Linked DNA regions of Homo sapiens: region 2 is linked to region 1. Evidence: chromatin contacts called from ENCODE Hi-C or POLR2A ChIA-PET data. All regions are on one chromosome and are shown on one strand. The core of a region is the stretch at or near the end of the contact, and the rest is flanking DNA. Distances in the headings are between cores, read along the strand shown. Region 1 has its middle 92 kb from the start of MAB21L3. Region 2 overlaps ATP1A1 (ATPase Na+/K+ transporting subunit alpha 1).

Region 1 (2,700 bases), core at 94-2,593:
CAGTAACCAATGGGGCAGTATGGTGCAGAGATAATTAACATCCTTGTCTACAATAAGAGAAAGCAAACAGTGACTTTAGGCAAGTTGGCCTCTCTGGTCTTCTATCATCCTCGTTGTGAAGAGAAGGAGTTTGGACAAGCAAATCATTAAGATCTCTGTAGGTCACAACAATAATAATAGTTAACATTAATCAAGTCATTACTAAGGGCCAGGACTTTTTCTAAGTGCCTTATGTTCAGTCTTATATAATTCCCACAACAGGAGGTAGGTGCTAGTGTTATCATTCTCTTTTTGGAGGTGAGAAAACTGAGGAACAAGGTAATTTGCCCAACGTCACATAAAGAGCAGGAACAGAGTTGAGAAACCATACATTTAACCACACAATGATCTTTCTTCTGTAACTGATAGGATTTATATTATTGGTTGCCTTGAATGAATGGCAACTAAAAGTAACCGCATTTGATTACTTCTTTGTTAGCCTGCCTAGTTTTTTCCTTCTGTAGATAGAAAATAGAGTATGTCTTTTAAGACTCTATCATAATGGCTAAGGCATAGTAAGATCTCAATAAGTATTTGCTTATCTGATTTTTTATTGTTTTTAAATGGTATGAAAAAGACATGAAAACAAACAAAAATAAACCAAGAAGAAGGAGAAAAGAATGAGGCTGCGTAACTAGAGAAACAATCTGACTCCTGCCTCCTAATATGAACTTAACCAGAGAATAATTCAAAGATGAAATGCAATATGAGCCCATACACCTCTCATCCACACTGAAACAACAACAACAAAAATTAGCCTGGTTGCAGAAACTCCATTATTGACTTTGGCAGTGCTCTCCCCATCTCTTTGTGCCAATAAAGTTATTAGAATTGAATTGAGAGAGGCAGATACACAAGGAGGGCTGAGATAAAGATGCTGAGCAGTTGAAATCAGTGGCTCATGGAGCTGATCCCCTGCCAAAGACTACAACTCCTGGGAGGAATCCACCACTCTGGCAGTGACCAGGCACTGCGGAAGCTGCTGGTCAGGTTTCTGGAGGGAACTCCCAGGTAGCTGGGGACTGACAGCTGTGGGAAGACAGAAAAGAGCACCATTCCCATTACCAAGAACCAGACAGGCCAGCACTCCCCAGGCTTCAGAACAGTGTGGCTTTGCTAGTCTCACCATCCTCCCCAGGCTGTCAAAGCGGGGAGAGGAGGCAGAGAGGAACGGTGGGAGAGAACATAGTGTGATTCACAATCTGTTTGTGACAGGAAGAAAAAGTGGCTTAATAACCCACAGCCAGATTAATGGAATATTCCTTCTCTTCCCTGGCAGGGTTGGTCCTTTGGTGCCATCACCCATAAAACAGACGGCCGCCAGAGGAGCCATGGAGCTAATTAACAAATCTGCCCCCAAGTGTGCCAAAACCCATTCCACTGGAACTGCAAATATTTAAAGTGTTTAGACACTGGTTTAATGAGAAAAACACTAGTATGTTCTAGAAGCCATTGTGACTACTTGGCATCTTCTAGCCACTTACACCTTCTCAATCAGCTGCCTCTCCACCCTCTCCTACATAGGTCCTGAGTGTCTTCCTTTCATTCTTGTTCTCAATCATCTGCCCACCAACCTTGAAGCATCAAAGCCACCATTTAAAGTTTGCGTCCGAACCTTTGAGAATGCTTACTCCTTTGTGAATCTGTATGAAGAAGATCCCGGCAAGGATATGGACTTTAGTTGTGTGTATATTTGTTTCTCTGTGTGCATATTTTATACAACAATATTAATAGTAACCAACATCTGTTGAGCATATGGTATGTGTTATGCACTATTTTAAGCACGTGGAGTGCTTAGGCAATCTGTATAGCCCAAGAGGGACAAACCTAAGAATACTGACATAAGAGGTTCTCCAATAACCCTAGCCAAAGCTCCACCCACTTGCCCAGAGATTTTAATCAGCATAAGAGCATCCAATCAGATTAAAAAATCCATACTCTTAATCATGATAAGGTATCCCAATATTACCAAACACCTGAAGAAAGCTAATATTGTGGATGACAAACAGCAAAACAAGCAACAAACAGCATTGTGTGGGGGAATAAGAATATGCAGGGAGAGGAGAATGAAAGTGCATGTATATATTATTTCTTTACAGAGATAAGAGAAGATAATATATCCCAGAAAAGAGAACAGGACAAAACAAAAAAGGAACATTCAGAGGCCAAAATTGGATTCTTGGAAATTAAAACCATGATAGTAGAAATGGAAAAACTCAGTAGTAAATCTTCCAAAAAGTAGAGCAAAAAGTCAAAGAGATAGAAAATTGGAGAGAAAATAAAACAAAATGAGAAGACTGGTCCAAGAAGTTCAATATTTAAATAATAGGAGTTCAGAGACAGAGAAGAAAGAAAACAGAAAGGGGGAAACCATAAACTGGTTCAACAAAATTTCCCAGAGATAAAAGACAAAATTTTTAAGTTTCCAGGAATACATGAAATGCCCAACACAACAAATAAAAACAAATCCACATTTAGCCACCTAGTTGGAAAATTAAAAAAAAAAAAAGAAAACTTGCTGGGGGGAAGCAAGTCTATAAGAGTTCAGAGCATCACAAGTCACATACAAAGGAGCAGAAGTTAAAGTGAATTTGGGCTTCTCAATAGCATCAGTGGAAATTGAGGCAATATAGTCAAAGTTCTGAAAGGAAATGCTCTCCA
Region 2 (2,700 bases), core at 81-2,580, 170 kb after region 1:
GAAATCCTGGTTGTATGGTAATGTTATCAGCTGCCCTTTTGGAGCTCAGCTTGAAAGTGTGACTAAAGCTCCTCTGGCTGCTATAAAGCTAGTACTTTAGACTTAAAGCATTGTAAGGCAGATGCCTCAGAGTGGAAAGTTGCCCGGGCCTGGCCGGGAGCTAGTGGAGCAAGTTACAGGAAGAACTAGTGCCTAGAGCTGGGGGGTGGAGAGAGCACTTGTGCCTCACCCTTTGCCTGTCAGTTGTTCAGCGTGTAACAGTTCCCTGCTTCTTAGGTTCTTTCTGTACCCTTTTATAAGGGTGTATCCCCTTTTGGTAACTTACTGTTTGTTAATTTGTAGTGTTCCCTGCCAGTAAGCTTGTAACACTCTAGTGACTCACCTTCGGGTGGGAGGGTAGGAAAGGGAGAGGCCTGCCTCCTAAACCTGGGAAGATGGGGAGAGAGTGGTAAACCTGAGAGCCCAAAAAACAAACCAAAACAAAAAAACAAAAAAAAAGATGCCTTTAAAAATTCAGTTAGATGTTTGCCCAGATGAGGGCTAACACTTAAAATATACAGATTCCTGGGAATGTTATTCCTAAATTGCATTCAAAAATAAAAGTGAACTCAACATCTTATAGCACAATAGGCTTGGCACTCATCCATGCTCCATGCCAGTACCCTCAGTCATTGTTTTCGGATTATTTTAGCAACAAATGAACAGATAAGTGACTTTCCATTCAAATCAGGCTATGTTCTTTTAAATATATCTAAACTTAAGAATAAGAAAGGCTTTAACTAAAATAGCTTTGAAGGATTTTGTATGGTAAAGTAAAATTGGTTTCTTCACTTAAAAACAAACAGGTTTAAAAGTAAAATAAAATAAAAGCCCTGAAGCTTCAGTTTCTCATCTGGCTTTTGGATAGAATGCTCATCCTGGGGATCAAGTGAAGTAATCTATGTTCTGTTTATGGAAGGAGTGCTGTGCCAGCCTGAGTTGTGGCTATTGTTATTGGGCTTACATAGGTACAGTAATTAGAGCCAAGAGAAGATCAAATCTTTACAGACTGGGTTTGTTGTTCGTCAGTAAGTCATTAGCCCTTGCAAAATTAGAGAGCAGTTTTTCTTTCACCATGAGAACATATTAAGGTTTGAAAATAATGGGAAATACTGTTAATTGCCCTTCATAGGAAAGTCAAGTAGAGGTGTCAATTGACATTATTGCAACTGTTATCTTCGCTCAACAAGCAAATCTCCTGTTTAATAGCATCTTTCTGTCTACTTTCACTTCTCAGGTGAAGGACTTTGTTCGCGGTTGATGATCATTTTTACGTTTTTGAAGTCTTGCAAAATAAAATGGGCTTTTCGGCCTTCTGTGATGAGAGGGAGCCTGAACATTTGTGCTGTGCTGACTTCTTCTAGCTGCCGAGGGCTCTCTGCCAGCCAACAGGCTAGAAGAAGAAACCCGAGTGTCAGATCAGATGGGCTCACAGTAATCAGAGTGGCTGGGTTTGGACGGCAAAGCACCAGGCAAAATGTTTCCCATCCCTGCCAGAGCTGTCCAATTCTAGATTACACTGAAAGTACATGTCCAGTACATGATAATGTGCAGTAGAGAGAACTGTAAAACCTACTCACTCATTTTAAAACTCTCCATTTATATATTTTGGGGGAGGGATGTGGAACCTAGTCAGGTCTGAACTTTCTCACGTTGCTATGAATTGAGTGTATGAGAGGAAGTGTGTATTCTTTGGCTGGAGTCATAGAGAGACTGTTCTTAGCATATGACTCACCTCATTAGTTGTGCTGAAATCTGTTGTCAGGAATCCACAAGAAGTTCTTCATATTTATTTTGTGTTTCGGATAGCAGATTCTGTTACGAAAGAAGTACCCTTCACCCTACACTTTCTCTTTGGTTTGGTTTTTATTTGCATCCTGAGCAAAGGGATTTTTGATCAATAGACCTCATTCCTTTGTTCCTTTGTGACTTTACAGTGAATCTCTTTATCTGGTTTTAGACCTCACTTACTAGTTCCTTTGTGAGTTATGATGAAATATATCTGCACGTGATCTCTTTCCAGTTTTATTCAAACCCTATTTAGTAATGACTATTGGCTGTCTCAGTGATTTGATAAGTTGATTCATGATAGTTCGTGCTTTGTCCTTGGGACTTGTATTGTTTGGGAGCCTGATAATCAGTGTAAGATTTTGTGACTCAGTGGGCCTTGCTGTGTAGATCGGTGAGCTGTGATTGCTCTTTCTAGTCTGTTACCATGTAGGGGCAGGTCCCTAATGCACTTTGGGGTTATCCTCTTGTGTGTTTCTTTTATCTTCCACATGATGCTTCCATGGCACCATATTTGTTTTATTATTTCAATTCATGTGACATTTCTTTAGGGCCTTGGACAGCCTTTATCCTCTTCAGCCTGGCAGTCATTTTCCTTCCTAGCCTAGGCTTCAGGGTACTAATTGAGGAGTGATCAGGACTTACTGGGAGTTGATCTGGTCCTCTCATAACGCATATGCTGATTATTAATCAGTTGTCTCTAACCAGAGCAATCTGGTAAAATGAAAAAAAGGAGGGTAAGGTGGTCAGCAGAAAGGGGGAGTTAAGGAATAAGTAGAAAGTTTTAACCCTTCATAACCCATGCACCTAATGTAGAGGTAGAATTTTCCATTGAAGAAACTGAAGTTTTTGTCTGATTGTTCTTAATAACTG

Evidence for each region. Hi-C counts contacts between places; a loop is a spot of excess contacts on that map. ChIA-PET counts read pairs that join two places held with the same protein, here RNA polymerase II (POLR2A). Pooled maps may share reads with other maps.
Region 2: a loop to region 1 is called in a pooled map, with 2.0 times the contacts of the local background. The contact joins two enhancer-like sites. A Hi-C loop is called at or near these places in 1 of 168 maps with a recorded cell type or tissue (heart left ventricle) and 2 of 50 pooled maps. POLR2A ChIA-PET finds 5 or more read pairs at or near these places in 2 of 52 experiments (OCI-LY7 and T-cell).

Annotation. Positions count from the first base shown.
Region 1 is chr1:116,202,293-116,204,992 of GRCh38, forward strand. No RefSeq gene overlaps it. Among named protein-coding and RNA genes, the nearest start is that of MAB21L3, 92 kb to the left of the region's middle. Within about 2 kb of position 1,344, at least 2 of the 41 ENCODE cell types and tissues checked have a DNase peak (open chromatin) inside an H3K27ac peak, as active enhancers do.
Region 2 is chr1:116,376,306-116,379,005 of GRCh38, forward strand. The region is part of intron 1 of ATP1A1 (ATPase Na+/K+ transporting subunit alpha 1); the gene reads left to right. Among named protein-coding and RNA genes, the nearest start is that of ATP1A1, 4.4 kb to the left of the region's middle. RefSeq lists an enhancer at 1,518-1,567. Within about 2 kb of position 1,331, at least 34 of the 41 ENCODE cell types and tissues checked have a DNase peak (open chromatin) inside an H3K27ac peak, as active enhancers do.